4 separate regions of the Homo sapiens genome follow, and regions 2, 3 and 4 are each linked to region 1. Evidence: chromatin contacts called from ENCODE Hi-C or POLR2A ChIA-PET data. All regions are on one chromosome and are shown on one strand. The core of a region is the stretch at or near the end of the contact, and the rest is flanking DNA. Distances in the headings are between cores, read along the strand shown.

Evidence for each region. Hi-C counts contacts between places; a loop is a spot of excess contacts on that map. ChIA-PET counts read pairs that join two places held with the same protein, here RNA polymerase II (POLR2A). Pooled maps may share reads with other maps.
Region 2: a pooled map shows a loop between it and region 1 (3-fold over the local background). The contact joins two enhancer-like sites. A Hi-C loop is called at or near these places in 5 of 50 pooled maps. POLR2A ChIA-PET finds 5 or more read pairs at or near these places in 3 of 52 experiments (AG04449, MCF 10A and PC-9).
Region 3: a pooled map shows a loop between it and region 1 (5-fold over the local background). The contact joins two enhancer-like sites. A Hi-C loop is called at or near these places in 6 of 50 pooled maps. POLR2A ChIA-PET finds 5 or more read pairs at or near these places in 2 of 52 experiments (GM12878 and Panc1).
Region 4: a loop to region 1 is called in a map of B cell, with 8 times the contacts of the local background. The contact joins two enhancer-like sites. A Hi-C loop is called at or near these places in 1 of 168 maps with a recorded cell type or tissue (B cell). POLR2A ChIA-PET finds 5 or more read pairs at or near these places in 2 of 52 experiments (WTC11 and activated CD8-positive, alpha-beta memory T cell).

The regions. Positions count from the first base shown.
Region 1 is chr3:187,776,477-187,779,305 of GRCh38, reverse strand. No RefSeq gene overlaps it. Among named protein-coding and RNA genes, the nearest start is that of BCL6, 32 kb to the right of the region's middle. Within about 2 kb of position 1,490, at least 7 of the 41 ENCODE cell types and tissues checked have a DNase peak (open chromatin) inside an H3K27ac peak, as active enhancers do; they include PC-9, where a contact is called at or near this core.
Region 2 is chr3:188,168,453-188,171,431 of GRCh38, reverse strand. All of the region lies in intron 1 of LPP (LIM domain containing preferred translocation partner in lipoma), which reads right to left. Among named protein-coding and RNA genes, the nearest start is that of FLJ42393, 8.6 kb to the left of the region's middle. Within about 2 kb of position 1,436, at least 8 of the 41 ENCODE cell types and tissues checked have a DNase peak (open chromatin) inside an H3K27ac peak, as active enhancers do; they include PC-9, where a contact is called at or near this core.
Region 3 is chr3:188,059,653-188,062,699 of GRCh38, reverse strand. No RefSeq gene overlaps it. Among named protein-coding and RNA genes, the nearest start is that of LINC01991, 85 kb to the right of the region's middle. Within about 2 kb of position 1,376, at least 5 of the 41 ENCODE cell types and tissues checked have a DNase peak (open chromatin) inside an H3K27ac peak, as active enhancers do.
Region 4 is chr3:188,107,575-188,110,428 of GRCh38, reverse strand. No RefSeq gene overlaps it. Among named protein-coding and RNA genes, the nearest start is that of LPP-AS2, 45 kb to the left of the region's middle. Within about 2 kb of position 1,293, at least 2 of the 41 ENCODE cell types and tissues checked have a DNase peak (open chromatin) inside an H3K27ac peak, as active enhancers do.

The DNA of each region.
Region 1 (2,829 bases), core at 241-2,740:
AGTTTCTTCATTGGTAAAATGGGCTCATCTCCACCATGAGCCTTCTTCATAGGGCAACTAATCGCTCAAGTGACATGATGGATGGTTAAACACATTGGGAGGTGATCAAATTCCCCAAACATGAAGGAATAGATTACTTAAAATCTAAAGGTGAGAATACAGATGTCACACCCATCCACAGTTGAAAACAAAAAAGAAACTAGTGAATAATGCACATAAATGTACAGCTACATGCCTGGCCCATTTTGTATGGAACCCAAATTGCTCAACTAGTTTTCATGGTGCTCACCAAGATATTTCCAACTCTTTTCTCTAGGATTGGCACAGCCTATCCCCTTTATGTCTCCTATACTTTTGTCAAATTAATCACCCAGTGACTCAGGAGTTCAGAACATGAACTTACTCTTTAATACCTCCACTTGTTTGTTGGGGCATCTCCACCTCCTGGAATGCCTGTCCTCTGCATGTCTGTGTGTGCAGACCTGCTCAAATGCAGCCTCCTTCTAAAAGGAAGTCTTCGTTGATTTTCTCTGTTGTAAGTCATCTCAACCTTAATCTGAGCGCCACTTATCATTCTAAAAAATTATTTATTTATTTATTCATTTATTTATCTATTTCAGAAACAGGGTCTCACCCTGTCACCCAGGCTGGAGTGCAGTGGCATGATCACGGTTCACTGCAGCCTCAAACTCCTGGTCTCAAGTGATCCTCCCATCTCAGACTCCTGAGCAGGTGAGACTATAGACATGTGCCATCACACCTGGCTAATATATATATATATATATATATATATATGTATGTATATATATATATGTGTATATATATATATATTTTAGAGATAGGGTCTCACTGTGTTTCTCAGGCTGGTTTTGAACTCTTGGTCTCAAGCAATCCTCCCACCTCAGTCTCCCAAAGTTGAGATTACAGGTGTGAGTTACTGTGCCCAGCCCCTTATCATTTTTATTTGTACTTCACATTCTAATAATTTGTCTTCTCCTGAGTTTGTTGTTTCCTTGAGAACAAGGATTATGCCCGTTACCTAATGGATGACATTTATCAAACACTTAACATGTGTGATCTCTTTTAACCATCACAGCTAAATAAGGCTGTTGATACTGGTAGTTTTCATTTTGGAAATGAAGTAACAGGGGCCCAGAGAGGTTAAGAAAGTTGCCAGAGTTCACAGGTATTAGGTGAAGTCAAATTGGAAACCAGGGATTTCCAGTGTAAATCCTTAATTCTTAACATCCATGCCTCCATTTATTGTAGGTGTTTGGCACAGGAAGTGCTTAATAAATGCTTCTTAATTGAGTGAATGAATAAATACATGAATGAAGAAAGTGTGAATCTTCTAGTATGAATGTTCTCACTCCATGTGCAGGACCTCACATCCTCTTTCCATAGTGACTGCACAATGAATGTTTGCTGAGTTCAATGACTGAAAGGATCTATACTAGGGCAGATGTCTAGGGGACTGCTGAGACAAGAAGGCCGCAGAGGTGAGTCATTTTTCAACAGACGTGAGTCCTGTTTTTTGGGGGCTTACATTTTAGGAAGATGAGCATTGACTGGTATTTTTCAAGTTTAGGGAAGGGTAGATGTTGGCAGAGAAAAGATTATTCAACCTCAGAGAATGATCAACAGAATATTCAGAGGTAACCGGTAAGACAAGTCTAATTCTGAGCATGAATAAGCTTCTCCTTAAAGAGGAAATTGAACTGAAGATCACGAAGAATAACTAGATGACTCACCCATCAAAATAGGAAGTTCTCTCTGGTAAGGAAGATGGTGGCATTGAGGTGGCAGAAACCACAAAGATCCTCCTCAAACACTTACCACATAGCAGACTTCACTCTTGCTACTTGGGCTACTGTCTCTGGAGTGGAAGACCTGTCCACTGACCAGGACTTGATAGAGGCAGTGAAGCACTGTGTTAAAAAGACCCCAGGCCCTGGAGCCGCTGCCTCGCTCTGAACAAAGACTCCCTCATGTAGCAGCTGTACAAACTTGGGCATTTGTAAAAGTAGATATAATAACAGTTCCTTATGCACCGACTTATTATGAAGACTGAGAGTTAATAGCTGTAAGTGTATAGAACAGTGCCTGGCTTGTACTAAGCATTCACTGGAGGTTAGCTATTTTTATTGTGCTTCTATTGCTGACTCTAATTGTTTGTATATTTGAACTGAAGAATTCTCAGTGAGTTTTAGAAGGAAGAGAAGATGCTTACATATCACTTGGGTATGAAACAAGAGTATAAATCATACATCTTACATCTCATAACAACTTTATTCACAAGATGATCTTCTTTCATCAGCCCAAGGACTGGCTTCTCTAAACTGCCACATAATTGTCCTCTGCAGTAGAACTCCCCATAGACCATTATGTTTTATGTTTATGGACTTTCACCCAAGACTTTAACAGCAGCAATGGAAGGATTCTGCTAAAATCTTATGTTTCATTTTCTTTTACTTTCGGACCATTGGAACTATTAGAACCCATGATCTATTGTTCGTATATAAATATTACTCTAACCTGGAAAGTAGCTCTTTCTTTATTAAGGCAAATATTTATTTAATCCATGTTTTCTATTTAAAACATCAAAATATATATTTTAAAAATGCATACATTAAAGAAAAAAATGTATGCAAAGAATTTATAACCAAATGCTGGACTTAGCATTACTGCAAAAAAATCCCACAAGTTCTGATTTTCAATTTTGCAGATAGTCTTTACTATAAACATGTTTTAGTATAAACAATTTTTAAAATTATGACTGGTAAATAAATATTTCAGAATGTTATTTATTTATTTAAGTTTGTATATCAA
Region 2 (2,979 bases), core at 187-2,686, 390 kb before region 1:
GAGAAAGGAAGATTTACAGCATTGAGGGTGTAGACAAGAAAGAGATAAGCTTGGGTGACTAAAAAGCAATGGCAATAAAAAGAAAATGAATCCAGAAGCAGTCAGGATGGAAGAGAACCAATATTCATGGAATGCCTACTTTGTGTAGGCATGAACTATGCTCACTGCAGGAGTTTCCTCATACTGCCAGGCTCAAAAGTACATGGAGGATCAAGCAATCCAGGGTGACTGCAGCTTGTGTTGACTTAGTAAACATTCAAATTCAACATTTTCTAGTTAAAAGGCCCTGAGAGTACACATAGCGTAACCCTAACGTTTCATACACAGATAAACTGAGACTCAGACTCAGAAAAATTCAAGCCCAAAATGGAATGAGAAATACAACCCAGGTTTGCCAGTGTTCCTTTTGATACAGATATGAAAAACAAGGAAGGTATTGCTGAGAGGCTCTGAAAGAATTCACTGTTACGTGAAATCTCCCATGATATGGCAGACCAGATTTGTAGATTATCCTCTACCTCATCTAGCATGTTCCATCTGCTGGTTGCTACCAGAGGGGAGGAAATTGGTAGCATTATTTTAAATGAAGTAGATGTCTTTCCAGGAAGATATAAAAGGGTACCTTGCCTTAGATGAAGAAGATGATTCAGATGAATAAGAATGAAAAATGAAGACACAGGTGATTCACCAGAATAAGAGAAGCTGGGGGGAAGGTAAGTTGGAGGAAGTGGTAGATGACAAGGTAAACGGAAACTAGACTGACTAGAATGATGCTGTTGATGAAGAAGCTGAGACTCCCTCGGCTGGGCATGGTGGCTCACACCTGTAATCTCAGCACTTTGTGAGATCGAGGCGGGCAGATCACAAGGTTGGAAGTTTGAGACCAGCCTGGCCAACGTGGTGAAACCCCATCTCTACTAAAAATACAAAAAAATTAGCTGGGCATGGTGGGACACACCTGTAATCCCAGCTACTCAGGAGGCTGAGGCAGTGGAATTGCTTGAGCCTGGGAGGCGGAGGTTGCAGTCAGCCGAAATCATACCACTGCACTCCAGCCTGGGCAATAGAGCGAGACTCCCTCTCAAAAAAAAAAAAAAAAAAAGAAAAGAAAAGAAAAGAAACTGAGACTCCCTCTCATAAGAGTGATTCACAAGGCAGAGGCTCTGCCCCAAACAAAGCATGAGAATGAAAATGTCTTACAGACGTGAATCAACAATCACTTCTGCAGATGGGCAGTCACGCAGTTGGAACAAAGCCGAAGGCAGAAAGTTCTGCGCCAAAAAATTCATTGCCTCTTACCTCTCCATATTCAGGCTATAATAAAAATTGGTCTACATTATATCAATGTGTTAGGGAGTCTCCACCAAATCAGCCATGTCAGAATTTCACTGTTATTCTGTTCCCGATGATGCTCTGGCAACCCTCCAGGCCTCTCTGCCTACACAGTCTATCTCCCGCTAGACCCAGCGCTCCTCCATGAGGAAAGGCTGTCCTGGTTACATACCCTCCACTCCAGTTAAAAGACTCTATGTCTAAAATCACCCACTCTATGTGCACAACTTTCAGACAAAGTAGAATTCTGACCCTGTATCATAGTTACTAGGGTGAATGTCTGAGTACCCCTTCTGGGCTGTGGGAGGTTCGTGGCCAGGGTCCACGGCCCACAGCAGCTTTCCCCAAAGCATATTACATCACTGAACCCAGGAAATGCTCTGGTACAAAGGGTAGTAGTGGGGTGCAGGGGTTCTATGATCAAATAACTTTGGGAAACAAACCTTCCGGGAGGTCAGAATGCGCATTCGTTTATTAAAGTCTCAAAATCCCATGGTAAAGATACACAATACTGAAATTTCCTTAATTTTGTTTAACTTGGACTTTTCCAAACTTACTTGGCTACAGGACCCTTTTCTTAATAAAACAGCCTTAACACTTTGGGAAATACTGTCTTACAGAATCACAGCATTCTAAAGGACCTTCATGTTCCTACAGCTGAACTTTGCAGCTTTCACACTGGTCTGTGTCCTCTTTAAGAGCAGGGGCCTTGTCTGAATCAAGGTGTATCCAAACACTCAGCTAAGTGCCTTACACACTGCAAGCCAATAATACGTGTTACACGGATAAACTAAACCCAATCCTCTCATTTCTAGGATGAGAAAATAAAACCAAATATGTCAGAATGACCTCTTTTATAGCTTCCTTAGGGTTTAAAAGAAGCCTCTCACAGAGAATGTGCTCAATACCTTTTGAAAAACGAAATGTTAATAGAATAGGATTGAAGAAAAAAGAAAAGATTGAAAAAGTTTCTCAGTTATACTACGAGCCCAAAGTTTCTATAACATGATGGACTGCTGCCTCTTCTCCTCTTTCACCCAAGTGAAGTCTTAAGTAGAAGAAAATAAAAATGATGAATCAAAAAAGGAAAACTGTAGGAAAACCAAAGGCCCCTTGGGATGGGAGGTGGGGGAGGTGGTGTTTGCAAACTGATGGGGATAAACAAGACTTGTCTGTATCTAATTTAGACTTAATAAGATAGTTTGCTGAATGTTAATTAAATACTCAGTGGTTGTTACCAACTGTGGTGATTAACTTAATTTTGAATTAAATAAGCAATAAATGCTTAACTGAAGTTCTATTAAATTTTACCCAGCAAGTGAGAAATATGAGGCTCTTAATTGACTTTAAACAAGATAGTTATGGCAAGTTAGTTGAATTTTTATTACCTGAAGATAACTGCCTTATTAAATCTAAATTGTCTATTTTATTTGATAGGGAAATATGTCATCAGTTCTTCTCATTTACCAAAAACATGTCAAAAGAGGTTCACAACTGGTCTGAAATGCTTGGCTTGGGATTTACTTCCTGATCTTATTTTAATATTAAGTTTATTCATTTAAGAATGAATTTAGACTTAAGCATTAGAGAGGTCTAGGAAGGAATTATATTTACAACTGAAGAACCAGGTGACCATGTTTTCTAAAC
Region 3 (3,047 bases), core at 127-2,626, 280 kb before region 1:
AGGGTAAATCAGGGAGTGAGGTTCGTTTTTTAGTTCTCCTGCAATTTGAGAGGCCTTGTTGCATTTTTTTTTTAAGACTAGTTCTAAAGGAATTGGGCAAATGATTCCTGTTTGCCTGTCAAGCACCATGATGTTTAAATGTATCTCTGTCTTGAAACACTGTTACTCTCTAAATTCCAACTGATCATTTGACAGTTGAAAAAGCTAGCATAAACCACTTTCTTTCCTTTTTTAAGTTAATAGCTGCACTCCAGTCTCTAACGCTTCATGTGTAACAGTTTAAAAGATTGGCATGCTTCCCTCTATGGCTTTCCCATCTCATACAAACTTTAAGTTGCTGAAAATCACAAGTGATCGTCTCTGAATCCTAACTATAGACATTAAAATGAGAAAAAATAGTTCTTCTGGTTGTTTTGAAAATGATATAACTCTTTCCTGATAGTTAAAATAACATTTACCTCTTCTTATAAGTTGGTCTGGGTTGTCTTACTATTTTATTATGTGACAGCTTCTAACATTTTAAGCCGATTCCTTCAAGTTGTCCTAAAACCTCAGTATCACTAGAGATTACTTGCTAAAACTTTATTTTTCAATGATTAAAAAGTAAACAAATAGACCAGGTGCAGTGACTCACACCTGTAGTCCTAGCACTTTGGGACGCCAAGGCGGGTGGATCACGAGGTCAGGAGTTCAAGACCAGCCTGGCCAAGATGGTGAAACCCCGTGTCTACTAAAAATACAAAAATTAGCCCTGCGTGGTGGCACGCGCCTGTAATCCTGGCAACACAGGAGGCTGTGGCAGGATAATTGCTTGAACCCAAGAGTCAGAGGTTGCAGTGAGCTGAGATTGTGCCATTGCACTCCAGCCTGGGGTAAAAAGAGAAAAACTCTGTCTTTTAAAAAAAAAAAATTAAACAAATAGATCATCAAGTTATTTATGACGATTAAACAAAAGGACACAATAGGTTTTCTCTTAAAAATCAGCTTGTATATGTATGCTTCTATGGAATATTTGTCTGGGCTTCAGGACAGGGATCTCCTGCTACCCCTGCTGTGTGAACTTGGATAAGGCACCAGCCTTTCTGGCCTCAGTTTCCCCATCTACAGAACAAGAGAGAGACATACAAGTGATTTTTGAAGACCTCTCCAGCTCTCAAAGTTATCAGGGTAAAGTATCAAGAGGTTATGAAACGTCTCACACTGTGGGAGGGAACAAATATGTCATGATTTTGTTCCAGTTTAATCTGTTTCACATTTAGTATAGTCCAACCTGTGATAGGTCCTCTGTGGAACATAGATGACTCACTTCCTGTCCTAAGTGGGTCTTCTCTGAGGTATGGAACAGATCCTTCCTTCAGATATGGAGCCAGCAGGGGGGGTCAATGGGCCTCTGGGCAAATTCTTCGTGTTCTTTATCTGTGTCAAATTAAACCTGCTAATCAGCATACACCTATGCCCAAGGGCATGTAAGGACAGTGCAGCTTAGAAACTAGATGTTCCTGAAAAGTGTGCCCATCAAGTTTTTATAAACATGATCACATTTTAAATGTAGAAGAGTAGTTGGCAACTGAAATGGAGATTAGGGTAAACCTTTTTGTAAGATGACAAATGCCTTTTGTTAAGTAATATTGAAGGCTGAAAAGCCCAGTGTATCTACCACTTCTTCCAGGGAGTCTCCCCAGCCTGCTGCTGGATCCTGGCAACTTCATTCATCTCCTTCCCCTCTAAATTCCACTCTACTTTAAGAGCTGAGCCCACATCAGTAAGTACAAAATTATGCTCTTGAAACCACAGGGTCCTAAAATGTTAAGGCCAGAAGGGAACTTTGAAACATCAATCTCTTTACCCTACCTTTATCACCCACTCATTTGTGTATTCATTAATTTATTTATTTAACAAATATTTAGTTAATGCCTACTGTGTGTTAAACATTGGGCTAGGCATAACACATACAGCAAAATCAAGGCATAGAAATCTCCTACCCTCATGGAATTTACATTTTCTCTCTGTGTGTAAAGGTAAACAGTGTATATGTTGGTTGGCTGATGGAATGGGGAATTACTGGTTGGGAATGGAGAGCTACTTTAGATTGGTGGGCAGAGGAGGTTTCTGTGAGGAGGTGACATTTAAGCTGGCATCTGAAGAATGAGAAGGAGCCAGCCAGGGCAACTGCTTAGGGTGGAGAGAAAGAGTAACTGGTGGAGACTGAGTGACGGGGAAGAACTGGGAGAGCCTAGAGAACTTGAGAGGGGTAGAAAAGGGGTAGCGAGGTGCAGGTGCAGACAAAGGCAGAAAGGAGGGCAGGGATCATATCAGAGAGGGCTTTGAGGCCATGGTGTGGAATTGGTATTTTCTGCTGAGTTTAGTGGGAAGCCATTGGATGGCAAAGAGCAGGGGAGTAAAATCTGATTTATATTCTTGAAAGATCCTTTTGGCTGCTTTTTGGAAAAGTGATTGTAAGGAAATGAGAAAGAAAGCAGAAAAAATGTTCTAGAGGAGCTTTAATGGGACTATTTTAGACTAGGGTTGTTGCAGTGGGGTGCAGAGATGTGCACAATTAATTTTGGGGGTGGACTCACAAGACTTGTTTCTGGTGATAGGGGGTAACTGGATAGGGGGTTAAGAAATAGGAAGGAATGAAAGATAATTCTTTATCTTTAAGCTTGAGAACTGGGGGAAGGGTTGTTTATTAAGATAAAAAGATTGGGGAAATACAGTACAGCTTTGAGAGAAAATCCAAGAAACCTGTTTTGGATGTAGTAAGTTTCATATTCTTATTGGGCCCTCGAGTAGAGATGTTGGATAGATCACTGATTCTTCTCAAAAGGCCTTCTGATTATTGCAAAGGTTTTAGCTTTGTCTCCTGATCTAGACCAAAATTCTCCTGAAGATAGGCAAAGCTTATGTTTTATATGTCTTCTTCTTCATTGACTTCAGGGTGAGAGGAAAGTAACACAATTTTTATACTCCCATATTCTGGATTAAATAGGCTTGGTGTGCTGAGTCTGCTGTATCGGCTTGCAAGAGCTAATTGCTAAGATTCCAGA
Region 4 (2,854 bases), core at 44-2,543, 330 kb before region 1:
TTGCCAAATTCTCAGGATTATAAACCAGCAATGCCTCTTCTGTCCACTTCCTTCTTGCCATCCCCTCTGCCACTGACTGCTCTTCTTCCATTTTATATTTTGGTAGCTGCCCAAAGGTCCACCTTCCTTATCTCTGTTCCTCCCTCCTTCCTTCCTGTAATGCTGCTAAACAAATCTTTTTAAAATATGTAGCTAATAATTCCACTGCCCAGAAAAGTTCAGTGGCTCTGCCATGACTTCACAGCAGAGTGTGTCTCCTGCCCTTTCCTGCTTTGTTGCCCTTGTTCACGCTGTGCCCTTCAAAGGGAATCCCCTTCCCCTACTGCCACTCAATATCCAAATCATATGCAACTTTCAACATTGAGCATGAATGGTTCTTTATCCATAAAATCTTCTTTGATACCTTCCCACCACACCTAAGCTGGAAACAATTCTTCCTCTTCCTCTTAGACTCTCCAAAATCTTTTTATTTTTTTTTTTGAGAAAGAGTCTTGCTCTTTCACCCAGTCTGGAGTGCAGTGGTGCCATCTCAGCTCACTGCAACCTCCGCTTCCTAGGTTCGAGCAATTCTCCTGCCTCAGCCTCCCCAGTAGCTGAGACTACAGGTGTATGCCATCATGCCCGGCTAATTTTTGTATTTTTAGTGGAGACAGAGTTTCACCATGTTGGCCAGGCCTGTCTTGAGCTCCTGACCTCAGGTGATCCGCCCGCCTTGGCCTCCCAAAGTGCTGGGATTACAGGCATGAGCCAACACTCCCGGCCCAAAATTTTATTTTTCTACTTGTAACTGTATATTTAGTTGCCTAATTGTTTGGCTATGGTCTACTTCCATCAAGTCCTGTGTAAGTTCCATAATGACATTGACCATGTCTTTTTTGGTCACAGTTGTATGACTAGGACATAGTGTCTGTGACCAGTATAATCATGAGTTTTGTGTCCAAACAAAGCTCATAAGGGGAATTCAGAATATCTTGAAAACCTGCTAAAATGATTCCAATAGTAATGCTTTTTTACCCCCACCTCTTCAGCCTGACCCCTGATGAGGGCTACGGTATTCACTTTCTATCTTTCATTAAAGTTATTTGAATGTGGGTGCCTCTCTGCCATCTAGACTAAACTCTTAAAGGACTGGACCTTACCTAATTTATCTGTTTCTCTACCCATCCTGCCACACTACTCATGCCCCGCTAACTTTGACCACATCATGAATTCAGGAAGTAAACAATGAATGAAGTCAATGCTATGCAGGATGACATCTTGTAAATGTAAAAAATGTTGCCTTCCTTTTGGTGTTTTAGTCATGAAGTCCTTGCCTGCGCCTATGTCCTGAATGAACAAGCAACCTACAGAATGGGAGAAAATTTTTGCAATCTACCCATCTGACAGTGGGCTAATATCCAGAATCTACAAAGAACTTAAACAAATTTACAAGAAAAAAACAAACAACCTCATCAAAAAGTGGGCAAAGGATGTGACAGACACTTCTCAAAAGAAGACATTTATGCAGCCGACAGACACATGAAAAAATGCTCATCATCAGTGGTGCAGAGAAATGCAAATCAAACCACAATGAGACACCATCTCACACCAGTTAGCATGGTGATCATTAAAAAGTCAGGAAACAACAGATGCTGAGGAGGATGTGGAGAAATAGGAATGCTTTTACACTCTTGGTGGGAGTATAAACTAGTTCAACCATAGTGGAAGACAGTGTGGCAATTCCTCAAGGATCTAGAACTAGAAATACCATTTGACCCAGTGATCCCATTCCTGGGTATATACCCAAAGGATTATAAATCGTGCTACTATAAAGACACATGCACACGTATGTTCACTGTGGCACTATTCACAATAGCAAAAACTTGTAACCAAACCAAATGTCCACCAATGATAGACTAGATTAAGAAAATGTGGCACATATACACCATGGAATACTGTGCAGCCATAAAAAAGGATGAGTTCATGTCCTTTGCAGGGACATGGATGAAGATGGAAACCATCATTCTGAGCAAACTATCACAAGGACAGAAAACCAAACACCACATGTTCTCACTCATAGGTGGGAACTGAAAAATGAGAACACTGGGACACAGGGCAGGAAACACACGGGGGCCTGTCGTGGGGTAGGGGGCAGGGGGAGGGATAGCATTAAGAGAAATACCGAATGTAAATGACAAGTTAATGGGTGCAGCAAACCAACATGGCACATGTACACCTATGTAACAAACCAGCACGTTGTGCATATGTACTTTAGAACTTAAAGTATAATTAAAAGAAAGAAAGAAAGAAATGTTGCCTTCCTTTGCCTAGAGCAAGCTTGGCTTTGGAATATTTAGACAGTTCAATCCCTTACCTCTGCCAGAGAGAGTCCTTTTGATAAAGAGAATACTTGGTTATATTTTTAAAAAGTTTCAAAGCAAGGGCCAAACATTTCAAAAGGCAAGCAGATGGGCCCTGCAGGTAGCATTCACTGACTAACTAGGATGCTTTCAACTGCCTGTGCTAAAATTGGTGCTAGGGGCTAATGTCCTGCTTGTCTTGCCTCATTAGAAAGTCTTTCTCTTTCTAAGATGTGTTTCAGGGAAAAAAAGAGAAATGAGGGGGAGAGAAAAAGACAGCGTTGGGTTGCCACTGGAGGGAACTGGATCTAGAGATGAAGCATGTAGTTGAAGACCGGACTGATCATTTCACCTTTCATCTCTTTATTACTGCTCCACACTCCCGTGTCAAACGTCAAGCTGCATTTCCTCTGAGGATCCTTCCAAAGAAAAGAGCTTGCCCTTTTTTTTTTCACCGCCCCTCAGCTTCCAAAGGCGTTTCTGATCTCTTTAGCTAGAACTAGCTGAGGAGGGCC